Regions from separate parts of the Mus musculus genome. Here region 1 is linked to region 2. Evidence: chromatin loops called from intact Hi-C (ENCODE). Cell type or tissue: heart. All regions are shown on one strand. Links, peaks and the distances in the headings refer to the core of each region. The heading gives the core; the rest is flanking DNA.

Region 1 (10,551 bases), core at 1,343-9,342, 58 kb after region 2:
TAGAAACACATTTATGCAATTCTACTAACTTCTGTGAAGCATACGTTGTCGTTCAATGTGAAGTCTGTTTTATCGCTCCACATTTGTAGAAGCTCAAATTCATTTAGGGTGGAACATTCTGGAAGTCCTAAATTCTCGCTCGTCCTGTTCTGAAAATGCTTCAGAGAGTCATTGGTTTTCTTTTGCTGCAACATAAGACAACCATGTAAGTAGACTGGGTTTTCATTAATCTCTATATCCCAAATTATGCATTAGGATTCAAAGTATTACATAATTTTTAGCAATGATTGTAATGGCCTGATGCTGCTTGTATTCTAATACTAATATTGGCCCTTGAGACCTGGCCAGCCTGGTCTACAAAGTGAGTTCCAGGACAGCCAGGGCTACACAGAGAAACCCTGCCTCGAGAAAACAAAAAAAAACAAAAACAAAAACAAAAACAAACTTCCTTTCATGTATCAGACACATGTACCGAGGCAGAAACTGGGAGTTTAAACCTGGCCTGGACTGTGAGCAAGGCCTTGCTGTGGGAAAGGGCATCACTTCTGACCCTGTGCTGAGGGCCAGGTGAGTGGACTGTCCTGGGTGTAAGCAGACAAGGGGGGGGGGGGAGAAGGATGCAGAGGAGCTGGGAGGAAATAGCAGCATGGGAGGGCCACTAAGAGCAGTGGCTGTGTGTGTTCCATGTGTGGGCCATTACACATCAGTGGCTGTGTATGTCTGTGTCTCTGCACGTGCTTTTCTCAAGTTCTTCTCTTCCACTGTTAATTTTTTTTTTAATATTTCTTGCGCGCGTCTGACTCGCCAGCAAGAATGACGCTGCAACAGGATCCTTCTGCACACGTTTATTGGGAGAGCTTGATTGCAGAGGCGAAGAGACCCCGAGCCCAGAACTGGTGCTGCTTATATAGGCCTAGGAGAGGCGTGTCTCACACCCGGATTGGTTATGCATTCTACCTCATTTGCATGTTCCTCATCTGATTGGTTATTCTCTTTCAGTACCTCACAGAACCTCATTAACATACCTATTTGCATGTCTCACATCTGATTGGTTATTCTCTCAGAACCTCACAGAACCTCATTATCATGTCCAGGCCAGGCAGTGTCTTGGCAAAAAACTTTACTGCATATGCACACATTGGTTGTTTGCCCAAACTTATGCATGGTGGCCAGCAGTAGCCAGCGCCACCCTGCAACGGAACATGTGGCTTCCCACAAATATTAGGCATACTGAACCTTCTGATCCTTCTCACACACAGCGATAGGTAGGTTAGACTCTGTAGAGGATTCGTGCTGTGCCAATGGTTTTTATGCAGAGCATTTCTGTTCTTTTCTTGAAACAGGACTTCCAGTTAGTGTTGGAAACCCGACCACTGCACCAAAATAACAGAACTACTCAAGTTTCCTTTCTGTGACTGCATGGTTTCGCTCTTTACATGTAGATTACTGAGCCGTGGGGAATTTATCTTTCTATATGATGTGAAACCTGAAGCAAAATTTAATCCTTTTTTCTTTTTTTTTTATGCTTTGGAGTGGTATTTTATTTATTTATTTATTTATTATTATTATTATTATTATTATTATTAAGTATTTTCCTCAATTACATTTCCAATGCTATCCCAAAAGTCCCCCACATCCTCTCTGCCCCCCCCCCCCACTCCCCTACCCACCCATTCCCATTCTTTGGCCCTGGCGTTCCCCTGTACTGGGGCATATAAAGTTTGCCTGACCAATGGGTCTCTCTTTCCAGTGATGGCCGACTAGGCCATCTTTTGGTACATATGCAGCTAGAGTCAAGAGCTCTGGGGTACTGGTTAGTTCATAATGTTGTTCCTCCGATAGGGTTGCAGATCTCTTTAGCTCCTTGGATACTTCCTCTAGCTCCTCCATTGGGGGACCTGTGATCCATCCAATAGCTGACTGTGAGCATCCACTTCTGTGTTTGCTAGGCCCCGGCCTAGTCTCACAAGGGACAGCTATATCACGGTCCTTGCAACAAACGCTTGCTAGTGTATGCAATGGTGTCATCGTTTGGAGGCTAATTATGGGATGGATCCCTGGATATGGCAGTCTCTAGATGGTCCATCCTTTTGTCTCAGCTCCAAACTTTGTCTCTGTAATTAATCCTTTTTTCTAGATGACTAGGCAATTGTCTCGCTATTGTTTATTAAAATCCACTATTGGTCCCCATTTTGAAAGACAGTTATTATAATTTATTTTATTAACAATCTAGGAAGTTTGGGGCCATCAGCAGTTCCAGTGCAATTTCAGATGCAATTGGGAATTCAGGGATTTCAGTGGAACTGTTAGTATAGCGGACCTAGATAAAATACATACGCACTTTTTTTTTTTTTTTTTGGTTTTTCGAGACAAGGTTTCTCTGTGTAGCTCTGGCTGTCCTGGAACTCACTCTGTAGACCAGGCTGGCCTCGAACTCAGAAATTTGCCTGCCTCTGCCTCCCAAGTGCTGGGATTAAAGGCGTGCGCCACCACGCCCGGCACATGCACACTTTCAGTAGCACATGTGAGGGGATCCCTCTAAAACTGACCTGGACCACTCCACATGGCCTTTATCGTCCCTGATGTTAATGCATGTTCTCTCTTTACAATAAACTCGTGGCCATCAGAAGATACTAATTTCACATATTATAGAACACTGTCTTAGTTAGGGTCTCATTGCTGTGAAGAGCCACCATGACCGTGTTAACTCATAAAGAAGAACATTTAATTGGGGGCTGGCTTATAGTTTCTGAGGTTCAATCCATTATCATCACGGTGGGAAGGATGGCAGCAGGCAGGCAGACTTGGGGCTGGAGATGAAGCTAAGATGTCTTACATCTTGGGCTGGTGATATGGCTCAGCGGGCAAGAACACTGACTGCTCTTCCAAAGGTCCCGAGTTCAAATCCCAGCAACCACCTGGTGGTTCACACCCACCCGTAATGAGATCTGACACCCTCTTCTGGTACATTTGAGGACAGCTACAGTGTACTTATTTATAATAATAATAAAGAAATCTTTGGGCCGGAGCAAGTAGGGACTGAGTGAGTGGAGTTGACCAGGGCAAGCAGGGCCGACTGGAACAACCAGAGGTCCTAAAAATTCAATTTCCAACAACCACATCAAGGCTCCATACAGCTACAGTGTACTCATATAAATTTTTTTTTTTCTTTAAAGAGTTCTTACATCTTGATCCACAGGCAGCAGGAGAGACTGAAACACCCTGGCCAGACTTGAGCTTTTAAGATCACCTCCACTGTGACTCGGGCCACACCTACTACAACAAAACCACACTTCTAAAGGAGAGAGAGAGAGAGAGAGAGAGAGAGAGAGAGAGAGAATTCTCAAGTTGATTTTAACTTTTGTTTGAAAATGTAGTTAACCTAGAAGAGCCTGAACAAAGAAGAATGGATGGGGTGGACTCATTCCACTTAGGTCTTCTCTCTCCCTCTCACTCTCTCTCCCTCCCTCCCTCCCTCCCTTTTCCTTCCTTCCTTCCTTCCTTCCTTCCTTCCTTCCCTTTCTTCTCCGAGACAGGGTTTCTCTGTGTAACAGTCCTGGTTGCCCTGGAACTCACTCTGTAGACCAGGCTGGTCTCAAACTCATAGGCACCCACCTGCAGCCAGCATTGAGTCTTACTATGAACTAAAGTTACATTTAAGTGTGTTAATGATTTAAGTATGGACAAATAGTTCCACAACCAGAATAGATAGCGTAGAGATTGTCCCATGCATGTAGGATCAAGAGGCTTCTAAGTTGACAGACAATTAAATGGAGAAATTAAATGAAACTGTTCTGAGCACACAGTGCTGTCTACCAGGATTGCTGTGTCCTGGTTAGTTTTTAATGTCACCTTGACACTAGCTAGTGTCATCTGAGAGGAGGGAACCTCAACCGAGATCAGGCAAACCCATAGAGCGTTTTTATCTTGAATATCATCTGCAGTCATTTGGACAGTAACCTATGTGATTTACTACAGTTATGTATTTCATTGTACACATGTCAATTTGTCATAAGTTGTTGCTTAGATCTTCCTGATGTGGTTTATATTTTAAGCTTTATGTATCCCCTTATTATGGTCACTCAAAAGGGGTTATCAGCTGGATGTGGTAACTCATGTTTATAACTTCAGAACTTGGGGGGGGGGGGTTGAGGCCAACCTAGGCTACAGTGTTAGTTCTAGACCATGTAGGAGTATATACGCAGACCCTGTCACAAACACTAACAAACAAAAGAGGGATTGAAGCAATCGAAATGATAGAGGTAGAACACTCAGTGTCCACAGGCGGCTCCGGTCTTCCCAGCATTTACAGGGAATTTTTGTTTGTTTGCTTTAACATTTACTGCAATTCCACTGACGATTCACAGAGATTCCTGGGAGGAAACCCTGAGACAAGGCCCAGGGCCTGTCAGGAAACTTGCCTTCCAACTCAGGTGGACAAGAACCAAGGGCTTTGTCTATGAGAAGGTGAACAACTGCCCATAATACAGGAAGGGAGGTCCGACCCTAATCCTGCCTTCCTCTCCCCGAGAAACTGCTGACATTTAAGCCACAGCAGCAGAAGAGGCAAAGATAATTGGACAGTGTGCACCTGCCTGTCTGCTCGTACATTACAGGCGGTGAGTTGAGTTTGAGACGAATCCTTTTGTCAGTCGTGGGAAGCTAAGGATCCCCTCTGGGTAAATTGAGGGGACCCTCTCTGAGCATTGTAGCCCAGCTAGATCAAAATTAGGGGAGCAGAAGCCCTTATACTGGGCAGCCTCAGTGAGGATCGTGTCTACCGGAAAGGGTAGCAAGCTAATTCAGGGAATGAAGATGACCAGACTCAGCCGCTGAAAACGGACTGAACTATCGTCCTAGTAGCTCACTGCCGCCACCTCCTGGAGATGTAGGGACTTAGCCGTGCTGTTCAATTAGGTTTTTTTGTTTTGTTTTCTTTTGTTTTGTTTTTTTTAAAATAAATCCCATTGCCATTCTCATAACTGGCAATTAATATTGACACAAACAATAACATTTATCATTTTAAAATATTATATCTGGTGGCTAAAATACTACATTCTTTTTTATTTCATTTTTTAAAGAAAAATAGTTAACTACCCAGGGTCCCATTCTGCTCCCTCAATGTCTGCAGTTTAATACGATTTTTTGTATAAGATAAATTACAAGGAAAAAAGAGCAATATTTCCGCTTACCAGAAACCAGTTACTATAATGTACACTGCAGGTGTTCTATTTGGTGTTGTTTTTTATTTGTTTTGATAAGTTCTTACTCTGTAGCCCAGAAGGGATGCAAACTCTAGGTACTCCTGTCTCAACCTCCTGAAGGCTGGATTACAGGTCTGTGTCACCATTCCCACAGAAAACAAAATCTGGTTGTCGGCTTTGAGTGTGTGTGTGTGTGTGTGTGTGTGCGCGCGCGTGTGCGCATGCACAAGCAATCCCGTTTCAGTGCTGTGTGCATGCTTATGTTTACACATCCACGCATGTGCATGCATATGCACATAAAGACCCAAAGCTGATGTCAGTATCTTCCTCTACTATTCTCCACTGTTTTTACCGAGGCAATGGTCCAGACTGAACCGGCCGGAGCTTGCGGTTCTAGCCAGGCAGCTTCCTCTAGGCAAGCTCGCGCTTTATCCACTGAGCATCTGCCCAACCCTGGTTTCATTTATTTGTAACAGTGTAGTTCAGACTGGCATCAAACTCACTGTGTGGGCCAAGGATAAGCTCAAACTTTTGATTTTGCAGCCTCCACCATGCCCAGCTGTGTATATATATATATATATATATATATATATATATATATATAACCCATTTATAATGATACTAAGAAATAACAAAGATCTAACAATCTAAGAAAAGGTATGAGCCTTCTATACAGGAAACTAAAGTTCTGTGAGCTGAGAGAGAAATTAAAGAACATTTCACCATGACCGAAGCAACTCGAGGAAGAAAGGGTTTATTTGGCTTATGTTTCCATAGCACTGTTCATCATCAAAGGAGGCCAGGACAGGAACTCAGACAAGGCAGGATCCTGGAGGCGGAAGCTGATGCAGAGGCTGTGGGGGGTGCTGCTCACTGGTTTGCTAGTCATGGTCCGTTCAGCCTGCTGTCTGTAGAATCCAGAACCACCAGCCTAGGGATGGAGTAGGGTAAAAGGGCCAAAGGGTGGGGGGGCACTTTGACCCTGACTTGATCCCAAGACCAGGGCCAAGAAACAAGAGCCCACCAATCCCTGAGCACAAAAACCCCATCCCTGAGCATACACACACACACACACACACACACACACACACACACACACACACACACATCTCATTGATCCCTGAACAGGAAACCCCACCAATCCCTGAGCTCAAGACTAGGAACTGAAACCCCACCAATTCTCACCCTGGAAATCTCCCCGCCTCCCCACCCACCCCATCCCCACCCCAAGAAGCCATATATAAAGCTTGAGTTCTGCTCAGTACTTGGTTGCTTCTATCCCCAGTATTGGCAGTCTTCTGGTCTTTTCCTCCCAATAAATCTCTCGTGTGAGGTTTGTTGTGTGGTATGACTGTGGCATTCCTTGGCTTCCTACTGCCAGGATACCTCTCCAAGGAGAGCTATAATACCTTTTGCTTGGTAAACCTCCTCCTGTTGGAAGAGCTGAAACGCTTCTGTAGGGGAAACCTTTCCCTTCAAAGCTACTACAGATGAAACCTTCCATAGTGGGCTGGACCCTTCCGCATTGATCACTAATTAAGAACAAGCTGAACAGCTGAATCTTACGGAGTCATTTTCTCAATGAGGCTCCCTTATCTCTGTTGACTCTAGCTCTGTCAAGTTGACACAGAACCGGCCAGTACACCTGAGCAGGTCTGTAGGGCCCTGACAAAGGAAACTGGTAATCCCGGGTACCTACCACACATGGATTCTAAAGCTGGCTCTGGCTGGGGTCTGTTGTGACACTCCAGGTTCCTAGCATTTCTGAGCTGTAGTTTCACTTAAAAATGGTAACTGACTCTCCTAAAGCCTACCTTAAAATGGTGAAAATTCGGGCTGGTGAGATGGCTCAGTGGTTAAGAGCTCCGACTGCTCTTCCTAAGGTCCCGAGTTCAAATCCCAGCAACCACATGGTGACTCACAATCATCCGTAACAAAATCTGATGCCCTCTTCTGGAGTGACTGAAGACAGCTACGGTGTACTTATGTATAACAAACAAAGAAAGAAAGATTAAAAAAAATGGTGAAAATTCACTGAGAAATGAGAAAGATAAAAAAGAAGGGCTTATGGGGTGGGTTTACATTAAATTTTCCCATTCAGTAATGAGTCCTAAACTGCTCTCTTTCCAATTTTATTGTAATTTTTCCTTTTGGCAAAGCTAAGAGCAGGTAGGAGTTAAACAGAGATTTTAAATTCCTTGTGCTTGGCAAATGTGATCCTGGAATCTGGTTGCTTAACACAGAAAGATTCTGAGTTTGGTAGCAATCTGGGCAACATAGTCAGGACCCATCTCAAAAAACAAACAAAACAAATGAAACAAAACTGAAAAAAAATGTCATCTTTATAAGTAAACTTACAGAGTTAGGGTTAAAAGAGGAAAAAAGATAGACATGACCTTTATGTAAAGTTTTGTTGTAATTTCATGATAATTAAGTTTATCACTAATACTATACTTCTGGTGCTATTTGCCATTACATTTTTTGTGAAAAGTATTTCATATATATAGCAATACCTCAATGGACATTGGAGCTCAAAATTATATTATTTAGTGTGTGTGTGTGTGTGTGTGTGTGTGTGCCTCTGCAACTAACATGGAAGCAAAGGAGGTCAGAGGGTAACGCGAGGGAGTTGGGTCATTCCTTGTGCCGGGGTCACAGGGTCACAGGTCACAGGGATTGAGCTCGGGTTGTCTTCAGGCTTGGCATTTGTCGGCTTGCACTGGCTGTCATGGTGGCCCCATCATGAATAAGGCTTTGTTTGTTTGCTTTTGTTGTTGCTCTGTTTATTTGTTCTTAACATGAATCACAAGGGAGAAAACAGGGGCCAGACTAGGCATGTTGGGAGACACCGCTTGGGGTCACATTAAAGCGCCGTGCTATCTATAAAGGCGATTTCTGTTCTTAAGCATCTTTGCTGTTTGTAGGAGACAGAAATACGCCTCAATGTAAAATATAAGCATAAACATTTAAATTAGTATAATGGCTTATTTCTTTAACCTAGAAAGTTGATGCAGGTGGACTGCTATGAGTTAGAGGCCAGTTTGGGCTACATACTATGTGGTGTCTAATTAGTCCCAGTGGGTTTGGGTGGCGCCTGCCAGGTCTGTAGATGGTTCTCAGTCTTCAGAGAATTGCTCTGGGTGAGGTAGTGGTGGTGGTGGTGGCAGTGGTGGCGACTGCGACCCTGAAATGTTCCATCACTGCAGAGGTTGCTTCTTTTCAAATAGAGAATGCTCGCAAACAAACGGAGAAACCACTGTCTGAAGTCTGCATCTCACGGCAAGGTCCACAGCATTCAGCGTCTAAGGAACGCTGGGAAAAGGAGAAAGAGAAGGAAAGGAGAGAGCGAGAGAGCGAGAGCGAGCGAAAGCAAGCGAGAGAGAGTGAGTGAGAGAGCGAGAGAGAGCGCACAAGTGAGAGCGAGAGCAACTGGGAGGGCCTGAGGCTTTTGCAGTGTCTGCCTCTGTCTGCTGGGCCTCTCTTGAAGTTTGCACAGTCATATCCCTTGGGTGGTTTGAATTCCAGATAAATTGAGGAGCTATGTCTCCATGGTAACAGCAGGGAGAAGAAAATGGGAAAACAAGCTAATATTTATAGCCCATGTCCGCTGATGTTGTGCTGGCTTCGGTCGTTATGCTATCGCAGGGCTAAGGTAGGAACGACATCTGTCTCTCCTGGTGCTTTAGTTCTGTTTTTTTTGCATTCTCCCTCCAGCATGGGTAGTGCTAGTTACAGCGCTTTGCCGCACTGTCCTTCGGCTGTGTCTGGTAAAAGAAACAGATTCCAGAGCCAGCTCCAGCGCTGACCTCACGTGGTTATCCAAAGTCCTCAGTTTCTTCATCTCTGAGTAATGCCTACCTTTACCAGGTTTTGGGAGGATTCAATCAGGTCGTGTCCCCCCCACCCCCCTTGCCCAGAGAGGTGGCCATTGTTATGCATATTGCTGCTGATGCTGCTTAAATGTAATCATTCTTGTTTTGATTGACAGAAAATAACTCAGAGATGTGCATCAGGACAAAGGGTAGGCATGGCGGCACACACCTGCAAACTAGCACCCAGGAGGCAAGGGCAGGACATCAGGGCTCCACAAACTCTGCCTCAGAACCTCTCTCAGTTACTGCCCTCCCACCCCCACCCTTAGCCCCCCAAAGAGAAAGAAACAGGTTTTTAGCAGAGCTTAGTGTAATCCATGTGTTTTATATCTAGACTTAGATGCCTTTTGGATTATATGGCTTAAGAGGCACAATAAAGGCTCTTGTTTTCACTGATGATTGTTTTAAATATCGATCTTGTCGGGTTGCCATGTCTTTTTTGTTTTATTGTTATTTGCAGGCTGTCAGACACGCAGATCTCAGGCTGGAGAGTCACAGCTCAGAGTATACACACACCCACACAAAGGCCCTGCCAGCTCAGCCTGTTTGCTTTGTTATGGCAACCCTGTCACTTCCATCTGGAGAGTGAGTAATGATGTCATTATCCACAGGGCCAGGACGGTGGGGAGTTGCATTGTCAGAGATGGAGGTAGGGCGAGGGGCCCCTCAGCATCCGCCTTTGACAAGGAAAGAACTGAAGAGCGTTATCTGTGTGATTTTAGGAAAGAATGCCCCAAGAGACGTCAGCCTGCAGTAGTCCCTACTGGTGCTTAGTGAGGCCACAAATGGCTCTCACGGTCTGGTGCTTCTTTTAAGTCTTGGGGACAAAGTGTATCATGGTCTGGACAGAGATCTGCTGACTAGAGAGATGGACAGATCAGAGCTGTGGGAACCAGGCAGGGGCTCTGGAGGCTTGAAGATCTAATCCATGTCCAGCGGTCCTTTGAAGAGTAACTGGGTCCTATTAATGTTTATCCCAAGGGGCATAACTGGGGCTCACTTCAGGCACTCCAGGTGAATATGGTCACTATTAGAGGCAGAACTAATCACTAATCACAGCTAAAACTTGGGTCAAAGTACCAGGCAAGGATCTTTATGTCACTTCAACACATTAGCCCTGGTGCTGGCCTTTCTCACTCACACACACACACACACACACACACACACACACACACACACAACACACACATTCACACACCACCCATGTACAACACACACATTCACATACCACATACACAAACCACACACATACTGATACCTGCACATAATCACATACCATACAAGAGACACTGACACACACACATACCACATATACATACACACTACATATGCACACTTATCACTCACATTGACATACCAGACACACATACCAGACTCACAGACAGACCCAGACACACATACCACACACACACAGACACACACAGACACACACAGACACACACACACACACACACACGCATACGCGCACACGCATA
Region 2 (10,551 bases), core at 1,807-9,806:
CTCTCAGGTCCTGCATTGCCACAATCGCAGCAATCTGAGACCGGAGAAAAGTCAGCTCATCTTCAAGGGCAGCTATCTTTTTAATTGCAGCTTCATTTACAGGCAGATCGTCTGTCTCTGTTTTGTTCTGTCTTAGACCAGGTGATGATGGATCCCAAGTTAGTTTTGAAGGATAAAAAGGAGCAATTTTTCTTTCTTCCTTCTTTTGCCATAGACTATGTCTGCGAGTAAAGGGAAAGAAAACGCACAGGAAGGAAACTTTTCAAACTGTAAAAGACAATTTCAGTGCAGTCCTCGAGGCAGAGGCAGGCAGATCGCCGAGTTAGAGGCCAGCCTGGAACAGAGCAAGTTCCAGGACAAACAAACTCAGCACACAAACTTACTCAACACACACTCATACATTCACTTCCACACTCACCCACACTCATCCACACTCACACATGATGATGTGAAATTGGGAAAAGTGTGAAAAGGACAGAGGAAGAGCTGGGTGGGAGGGTGAAGGAGATGACCTGATCAAAATAAAACACACTCACGTACAAAGAGAAAACCATTTTCAAAAATTTAAATGCAAAAACAGCTTTTGAAAATATATACTAGAAAAGGCTAGAAAATGAGATGCCATCATTCATCCATATTACAGAAATGTCGGGACACAGCATATGACAAAAACAGAACAAAAATGTCTACTCATTAGAAACAAACTTCAACACTTGCAAGAATTCAAGTTTTAGGCTACACCCATGTCCCAAGGCAAACAGATAGAATTACCGAAATCTGAGACAACTGGCTTCTTCATCATTTGCCACACATAAAACGTCAGCAAAAGATGGAACCCTAAGTTCATAATCATCAGACTCCGTAGAGTTCACATGCGGGATCAACTACAACAAAAATAAAAACAAAGTCAGAACCCCATAGAGACTCAGGGAAAACACAGGACCCATGTTTCATCATAGTAAATAAGTTAACGGTCTAAACCAGAAAAGGGAAAAACAGATATGTAAAAAAAAAAAAAAAAAAAAAAAAGCTGGAGCAATGTTCTTCTTCCACCCGAGGGAGTAGCCATGTCTTCTCCTCACGGCTAATCTCATCCATCACACGGCCACACAGGGAAAACACAAAGTCAGATAAAAACAAGCTCCAGGCATCCTTTGTACTGACTTGGAATACAATTAAAGAAACAATGTGAGATAATTTATGTGTAGAAGTAAACCTTGGCTTACAGGCACATTTCTTCCTTCGTCCTTCTATCCTGTATCCTGGGAGCACCTAAATTACTTTATACACAGGGCTTAAATAAGGCATGGTGACTAACTCACCTCAAAATGAGGTCTTCTGCAAGGTTTTAAAGGAAGCCTTCTCCCAATAATACGAACAATACTCCGAGCTGACCCACAGTTTTTATTTTGACAAATCAGCAAATCCTATAAATAAAGCTTTGTTTAAAATACATGCCAGTTAAGTATGCTTATATATCTAAGAAAATAAAAAGATGTAACAGATGTAGTAACCTTTATTTCTACAAAGAAAACTTTAACAGCATATACTTAAAAGTATTCTTAAAGAATTAAACCTTATTGACATTTATCTTGAAAAAACACTAAAGTATGAGGTTAGAAAAATAGTCAAAGTTGACCATAGACACATTAGATCCCAAATAGAATATCCAGACCCCACGTAGAGACGCTGGCATGGTGTAGTCTCAAAGCTGAGGAGACAGAGATCAGCGGATTCCTTCCAGCTGATGGCCTCTCTCAATCTCTTTTCCAGAGTTTTCAAAAGAAGGTTACTGATACCATTTCCCTTCCTCACCACAGGTCCTTCAGACTGTCCCAATCAACCCTATCTCCACCCACAGAAATCCTTTCTAGACACACCTTTAAACCCAGCAGCACCTAGGAGGCGGCAGGGACAAGAGGATCTCTGAGTTCAAGGCCAGCCTGGTCTACAGAGTGAATTACAAGACAATAAGGACTACACAGAGAAACCCTGACTCAAAAAGAGGGGGTTGGGGGGTTCTTTCCTGAAGTATGTTTGGCTTTATTCCTGCTTGCATGTTGTTTGTTTGGAGGGGAGCATCCTACATGAGCACCACTGACTGCTTCTACCGCACTCTCCTTCCTTCTCCCTGCTCCAACTTCTCTCGCATCCCTGTCCCAAATGCATGATTCCTCTGGTCGAACTTCGGTCTTTTGCTGTGGATTGTAATGCTAAGTGCAGGCCCTCAAAACCTGGTTGCCCCTGAGACAAGAAAGTCAGCACATAGACCCAAGTGGCCTTGCCACCAAGTTATTTCTGATTGGTAAATTAAGATGCCTATACCCTATAGCTGGGTAGAATTGAAATAGGCCAGAGAGGGTGGAACAGAACAGGAGGAGGGAGAGAAGAGGACAGAGAGGAAGAGATGGCCTAGGTTAGCCCTGAGGGCTGGCCAATTGGAGTGAAGAGCAGGCCAGATGAAACATAGTAAGTAGTAACTTGCAGTTATCTATAAGAAAAAAGTAGATTCTAAGAGCATAGAAGAGAGATATCTGCCCAGCTCTAATGCTGTAAAGCTTATTATAAATATAAAGGTGTGTGTCTTTTATCTGAAAACTAAATAGTAAAAGGCAGGGTAGAAACCCCAGATTGGGTTTAAATAATTTCAACATCTCATTAATTAGTATTAATAAATGTATAAATGTATATATGTATACATACATATACATACACACATACACACCACACATATATACCTAACCAACTGAATCCATTTAGCTTATGTGTCCAAGGCTGACCACTTGGGATGGCATAAGCTATGTGGGAGTTCATTCCTCAATTGATTATTCCTCTCTCGGCAGATACTGACCACCTATAACTCTTCCTGTAGGGGTGGGACCGTGTGGAACTTCCCCTGTCTGAGTTGGCATGTTAGCTGACATTGGGCTTGTCCTGTCATATATCCTAGGCTAGCCTTGAACTCTCAACTCTGTAGCAAGCAGATGAAGTTGTGAGTGAATGTGTATTGTTGACATGAGCATGGTCAGGGGCAAGTGTGCCTCAGACCAATGAGAGTGGCAAGACCCTCCCTGGCTTGGAGTTCAGATGCACACAGTATCAATCACAACTTCTCCTCTCTGGTAACTACAGCTTCCCTAGAGAGCGCGCACTCCAAGATCACCTAAGCTCCTTCAGCCGCGTGTGAGAAGCCTACATCCATGTTCAGTCACATAACAAACAGATTCCTCATTTGGCTGTGTATCATGAATGTGCTTGATTTCCCAGATGCCAATGCATCTCCAACAGAGGGCATGGCCCACCCCATCCTGACTTATTCTGACACATGTCTGTCCTTTCTCCATTCACTAGAAACCCAGTCAGGTCAATCCCAAAATTGTGCAGGAATGACTCTCCTACCTCAGCCTTCTAAATTCACAAGTTACACCAAACATTGTTAAATGCCTAATAATGATAAGCAAATCTCTAACTACTGGCCCTTGTTCTCATATGTCTCACTATTATGATATTTAAAATGTTTCAGCATTACCTAACAGCACCTCACATTATTATTCTAACTCCATGGCTTCAGACATCAACAGAACACAACAAACTCCCTAATGGGATGTTTTTTCTATCCTAGGCCCTTCTAGACCAGTATGTTCAATTGTCTGTGGGACATTTCGACCACATGTCCCAACCATCCCTCTGCCTGACTGAGTTCCTCTCATCATGCTCTTGCCTTTTCATCTGGGCAACATCATAGTTCAACTTACTTTTGTTTAAAATCTTGGCATTACCCCTGATACTTTTTCTAATTCATTCCACCATCTTTACGGATAATTTACCATTTTGTAAGCCACTCATTATTTTGCATGTGTTTGTGTTTTTGAGATAGGGTCTACGTAGCCCTGGCTATTCTGAAACTCTAACCAGTGGTTCTCAACCAGCGGGTGTCAATTGTTTTTTTTTTTTGGGGGGGGGGGTCACACATAAGATATTTACATTAGATTCATAACAGTAGTAAAATTACAGCTATGAAGAAGCAATAAAATAATTTTATTTTCAGTCTGGCCTCAAATTCACAGAGACCAACCTGCCTCAGCCTCCCAAATGCAAAAGACTTTTACAAATAGTGAGCCATATGAGAACAAGGATAACAACCCTAACTATGTGGTGATCCTCTGTGTCTTCTTGGGCTCTGACTGAGAGAGTAAAGGACCCCTATGAATACCACACTATCAACGGTGCACTACTGCAGACTCATCCTTCTCACACCGAAACAAAGACTGCAATGTTTACACAGAGGCTTTCTTTCCGGAATTTGGGATTGACCTTGGGAGCCTTGCTCATACTGGGCAAGTGTTCTACCACAGAGCCACGTATCTTATATCCTAGCCCTACTTCATGCCCTTTGACTTTGAGATGGAGTCTCACTAAGCTGCCCAAGAAGGTCTTCAACTCACTCTGTAGCCTAAGGTGACCCTGAAATGTAGATCCCTCTGTCTCAGTCTCTCTAACAACTGAGGCCTGTACTAACACACATGGTGTGACTTTGCTGTTTTCTATCTGCTGCTATGAGAAGCATCATGACCAAAAGCAACGTGGGGAGGAAAAAATGTCATCATGGGAGGAAGTTAGGACAGAAACTCAAAACAAAGCAGGAACCTGGAGGCAGGAGCTGATGGAGGAATGCTGATAACTGACTTGTTCCACCAGCTTTCTTATAAAAATTAGGGCCACCTGCTCAGGGGTGTTACCACCCACAATGGGCTGGGCTCTCCCACATCAATCACTAATTAAGAAAATGCTCGGGGCTGGTGAGATGGCTCAGTGGGTAAGAGCACCCGACTGCTCTTCCAGACTGCTCTTCCAAAGGTCTGGAGTTCAAATCCCAGCAACCACATGGTGGCTCGCAACCATCCTAACGAGATCTGATTCCCTCTTCTGGAGTGTCTGAAGACAGCTACAGTGTACTTACATATAAAATAAATAAATCTTAAAAAAAAAAAAAAAAAAAAAAAAAAAGTATGACTGGCTACCCTTTAAAAAAAAAAAAAAAAAGAAAATGCTCTACAGACTAGCCTATAGCCTGACTTTTGGAAGGCAATTTCTCAATCAGGGTTCCCTCTTCTCAGATCATTACAGTTTGTGTCAAGTTGAAATGAAACTAGCCAGTCACGATTCATCATCATTGAGGGAAGTCAGGCAGGAATAGAAGCAGAAACCCTGGCTCAGGCTCAACTAGCTTTCTTATACAGCTCAGAACTCATTATCCCAAGAATGGTATCCTCCACAGGGCTGGGCCCTACCACAACTATGAACAGTAAGGACACTCACTTAGAGACAGGGCCACAAGCCAACGTAATCTAAGCTATTTCTTGAGGTTCCTCTCCCCATAAGACTCTAATACCGAGTTGACAATAAAAACTAATCAGGGCAGAGAACATGTTCAAAATGGCACACTGTCCATCTGTAATCAGCCATTGGTAGGTGGTGGTGGGTGGTAACACCCCTGAGCAGGTGGCCCTAATTTTTATAAGAAAGCTGGTGGAACAAGTCAGTTATCAGCATTCCTCCATCAGCTCCTGCCTCCAGGTTCCTGCTTTGTTTTGAGTTTCTGTCCTAACTTCCTCCCATTGGTAGGGGGGGGGGATCAGGAGCTCAAGGAACGCCTGAACTGCATAGTGCCCTGCCTGGCTCAAAGAACAAAAACGACCCAAGAATAGCAGCAAAATCCAGACTTTTAGCCTAAGCTGCACCATATCCTGTCTCAAAGCAACGACAATAACGAGACCCAAAAATAAAGTTAGCAAAATTAATAAAAGACTTTTACCTGGTCTACGGGAACACCAAAATATTCCAGCACGTTTCTTAATATATTTAGAATGAAAGACATTGGTGAAGGAAGTTCAAGAAAACGCTGTTCGTTGGTACCTTAGAAGAGAAGTTATCAATTATTACTCTTGACAGGTAACTGCTACATAGACCGCACTAAGGAAACCACAGAGACCTTTCATGACACCATCAAGTGATTGCTCCTGGAGAGCTATTATTTTGAAGAGAGACTTAAAAGGAAAGAAAGAGCACTTTACTAAATTCCATTGCTATCTTACCGTGTGTGTGTGTGTGTGTGTGTGTGTGTGTGTGTGTGTGTGTGTAAAGGGATTGACAAGCAAATGTGCGACAGCCAAGATCACCATCCCTGGAGCTCTGCTGCCCCTGGAGAGAACCGCCCAGCCGCTCTCTTCACCCCGCGAGGAACGCCACCCGCCCGCGCTTCCGTCCGTCCGTCCGTCACCGGCCACCGACCGGAAGCCGAGGCCTAACGGAGCCCGTGCCACTCACCATCCCGCGGCATTGCACGGCGCCAGGCGGCCGGGGAAACTCTCCGGACGCGACCTACAGCCGCAGAGTAGCTTCTTCCCGGAATCGCTCGCCGCTTCCGACTCGACCCCAGCCTGGAATATCAAGCTTCGCGGGCCGGAGTTCGGAGTCTATCCCTATTGGACGCCGCCGGAGGACGCCGCCGGTGATTGGAAGGGTAAGAGCCAATAGGCGCATTCGAAAGGCGCATGCGCACCGTGCCCCCAGCATTCGGAATTGTGTCTTCTGCCTTTGCAACTTGTGCTTCACTCAGTCCTTTGCCAGTAAGGTGTCAAGCCTTCCCAACATTCAACAAAGAATCCGCCCACTTGTAATTGTTTAGTCATTCTGCGAAAATATCTAGCCGTTATGCTAAATGCTGGGATTACTCATGTTGAGCCACACTGTCCAGTCTAGTTGTTTACATGTCTTAGTGTGTGCACGCTACACATGCACATGCCAAAGTACCTGTTTCAAAGCCAAAGGACAATTTGTGTAGGATCCACGGATAGAACTTGAGACCTCAGGTTTGGTAGCAGGCTGCTTGAGCCATCTCGCTGACCCTAAGGCTTTTTTACACCTTTACCTTTCAAACTTTTGAAAGCTAATGAAAAGCAAAAAAGCTTTAATTAATCAAAACCAAAACAAAACCAAAAAACCCTTGTTTTGTATTGACAGTAAGAGATTATGGAAAGCAGAGTTATATACACTGGTCATAGCTATACTCACCACAACCCAATTCACAAATTGATATTTAATTGTAGTAATGTATTTAATTACAAAACCTCAGTTAAATAACTAAAGATTTGGCATGTCATGAGGACATGAGCATTAAGTTTTGAAATTCTTACATTTTCTTTTCCTTTCTTAGGAATGTTTTAATAATCTTAACAATTGCTGGGAGTGGTTGGCGCATGCCTTTAATCCCAGCACTCGGAGGCAGAGACAGGCGGATTTCTGAGTTCGAGGCCAGCCTAGTCTACAAAGTGAGTTCCAGGACAGCCAGGGCTATACAGAGAAACCCTGTCTCAAAAAACCAAACAAAACAAAAAACAAAAACAAATTACATATATATAAATATATGTATATATATAACATATATATATGAATATATGTATATTCTTAAAAAATAATAAGGCTGGGCATGGTGGTGCACGCCTTTAATCCCAGTACTTGGGAGGCAGAGGCAGGTGGATTTCTGGGTTCGAGGCCAGCCTGGTTAACAGAGTGAGTTCCAGGACAGCCAGGGCCACACAGAGAAACCCTGTCTCAAAAAAACCAAAAATAAAAAATAAAAAATAATACAGCATTTCTGAAAAGAAACAACCAAGACTGTATAAACTCTCTGGAGAAATGTGTTTTTTGGTTTTTGGTTGTTTTGGTTTGTTATTAATGTTTTGGGACATGATCGGAAATTAAAGAAAGTTGGCTTTGAAATGCTGCCTTTCCCTCATTTAAGGATCAGATCAACACAGTTCCTCCAAGTCTGTCCTAAGTGTGTGTGTGATGTCTTCTGAGAAGCCACCGCGGGTGCCAGCAATAGCATAAACTGTTTTTGGAGTCTCTTAGATTCAAATGACCAACAACTTAAGTTTCTCATATCCAGTACTGGATTTTTTTTTCCCCCACTATGGCTCTAATGCAGAGCATTATCGCTCCAAGTGGCATAATTTCATTTAAACTATATAGGTATGCATGCACATACTTACTATATCATATGCAAACTTAGTAAATATAAAATTATTCCTTACAGCTTTTTCAAATATTTAGTATTTATCCCTTCTCCATCTGTTCCTGAATTGCACCTTCCATCTATTTTTTTTCTACTTCTTCCTTCTGATCACCTCTATCCTGCCATGCAGAGTGTTCCAAAGAAAGCAGCCATTGAGCAACCAGAATTGGGAGCTGTGCCAGAGAATACAGGTAGGTTATATGTGTCTGAGCCATTTGAGCTGGCTAGTGGATCCTTGGGAGTAAGGGCTCTGTGGTCTGCCAAGTCCTCTAATAAGTCAAAGCTATCTGGGTTAGAAAGGTGGCTCAGCAGTAAGAAAATCACACTGGCTGTTCTTCCAGATGACCTGGATTGAATTTCCAGCTCATATACAGTGGCTCACAGCCAACTCTATCTACAAGGATCTAATCCACTCTTCTCACCTCTGCAGAGACATCGTACACATGGCCATGAAGGGCATAAACCATCTCTGGTGGCTGGGAAAATGGCTTAGTGGCCAAGAACACGACTGCTCTTCCAGAGGACTTGGATTTAATTGCCAGCAACACTTGGCAGTTCGTTATCTGTATTTCCAGTTCCAATAGATCGATCTTTCTCTCTCACACACACACCAATGCACATAAAGTAAGCCATGTTACTTTAAATTTCTCTAGACTTGACATTGTACCAATGTTTTGTCTATGTATGAATATGTACCATGTGTATGACTATTGGATACCTTAGAATTTAGTTTATTGTTATGAAGCTACCATGTGAGTGCTGGGAATCAGAATTAAGGGCCTCTGCAAGAGCAACTGTTATTTAGTGCTGAGTTCTCTCCAGCCCTCACTCTTCTTAAAACACAGGCCTATAATCCCAGCATCTGAAAGGCAGGAGATAAGAGATGAAGGTTTTTCTTTGGGTCACCTGGGGGCCGGTTTGGGTTACATGAATCTGTTCCATAGTGTATGTACACACCTCACTATATTGTCTATTTTTACTCAACTGTTAGCAGCTGTGATTACTTACCTGTCCTAACAGTCAAGGAGTGAAGTCGGTGAGAATGCGGAGTGCTCCTGGGGCTATTCACAAGAAAGCAAGTCTTTGACTTGCACAGAATTGTTTTTACAATGTGGTTTCATCCTCCTCCCAGGTGTAGCAAATAGGTGTGAGTTTACTTCAGATTACACATTATTGCTTGCTGCTGTTATTCAACTAAATGTTGGTGCATTTGTTGACAATGTTTTGGCCATGTGAAACTCCTTGCGGTTGTATACAACATAACTCTTTAAGAACTTTACTCATGTGACTTCTCTTAACCCTCATAGGAAATTGTCTGGGGCTTTTAATAAAGTTGGCTATCACATGAGACTTTAGTCGGTCTCATTTATAGGCCCAATTCTCCCAAGTCCCACTGCCTGAAGAGCAGTGATCCTACCTAATGAACTGGGCAAAGCTGGGCCTAACAGTATTGTCAGTGAGAAAGAAACTTGAGGATTCACACAAAGACAACTGAAGAGCTGCTGGGGAGAGGAAAGATTGTCTTCACTGGAACAGCCAACTGGTATAATTGTCCAAGCTCCTGTAACATTTTTTAATATTTTATGTGTACTGTACCAACTGCCTGCAGCAGCCCACGTCAGATGATGAGATCAGATCCCTCAGAAATAAAATTACAATGGCTATAGGATTATGAATACATAACCATGAGCCACCACATGGGCAGTAAGAACCAAACCCCAGTCCAATGCAAGAGCATTAAGCTGTTAGCCTGCGGTTTCTCTCCGGCCCACTGGGGTACACCAAAGTTCCATCATAGCCTTGAAAATCAACATGCACAGACACAGTGAAAGAAGGGGCAGAATGAGGATAACGTGCCTTCAAAGCCTGGGCACAGAAAACCCAATACTTCATCCTCTTTGGAGATGGCTTTCTCAGAGATAATCAAGGCTCACTCTTCTTCGGGATTTCGGAATTTCTTTGAAGACTCATGAAGCAAATCTGCAATAGCAGCTGCCACATTTCTATCTTCAAATCCAGGCTTCCTTTCACTAAAAATGCAGTTCCCTCCATGTTTGAAGCTCACGGGAAGCATACCTCTGACTTACATGACAAACACAGTGGAGCCATGCTCTTCCTGTAGTGAGAACAGGAGCAACACAAGTTATAACACATCACCTTCCTGCAGACAGTTACTCAAAGGAATAGACATTGTGAACCAGGCCAGACAATGTAGTAATTGAACTGTATCAAAATCAACTCATGTCAAGTAAAAGCATTACATTCAAATACAGCATATTACTAAAATAAAGCACCCTTGTATTCTGTGGTGGTCTTAATGAGAAGTGTGCCAAGTCTCGGGCATTTGAGTACTTGGCTCCAACTGGCTGTCTGGGAAGGCTTAAGAGTTGTGGCTTGATGGAGGAAGCATGTCACCAGGGGCCAGCTTTGAGATGTAAAAGCCTCGACCTCTGCTCACTGTTTACTGTGTGTAG

What was found. Hi-C counts contacts between places; a loop is a spot of excess contacts. Peaks named below come from ENCODE experiments on the same cell type or tissue, not always from the same donor. Only the 100,000 strongest peaks of a DNase experiment are listed, where the experiment ranks them.
Region 1: a loop joins it to region 2, with 2.6 times the contacts of the local background. A loop is called at or near these places in 2 of 42 quality-filtered maps.

What each region holds. Positions count from the first base shown.
Region 1 is chr10:20,284,880-20,295,430 of GRCm38, reverse strand. Gm48249 (a long non-coding RNA gene) reads left to right here and starts at 8,772. Exons shown (of 3, transcript XR_003948991.1): 1 at 8,772-8,856; 2 at 9,537-9,661. It also overlaps the pseudogene Gm30285. In heart, for the core only: a CTCF peak has its summit at 4,884 (motif pointing left); a DNase peak (open chromatin) is centred at 4,810; H3K4me3 peaks cover 414 bases; H3K27ac peaks cover 1,861 bases.
Region 2 is chr10:20,343,700-20,354,250 of GRCm38, reverse strand. Mtfr2 (mitochondrial fission regulator 2) reads right to left here and starts at 6,432. Exons shown (of 7, transcript NM_027930.3): 1 at 6,328-6,432; 2 at 5,816-5,916; 3 at 1,323-1,427; 4 at 772-884; 5 at 1-221. The coding sequence starts at 6,340. In heart, for the core only: a CTCF peak has its summit at 6,452; a DNase peak (open chromatin) is centred at 6,540; H3K4me3 peaks cover 1,678 bases; H3K27ac peaks cover 1,082 bases.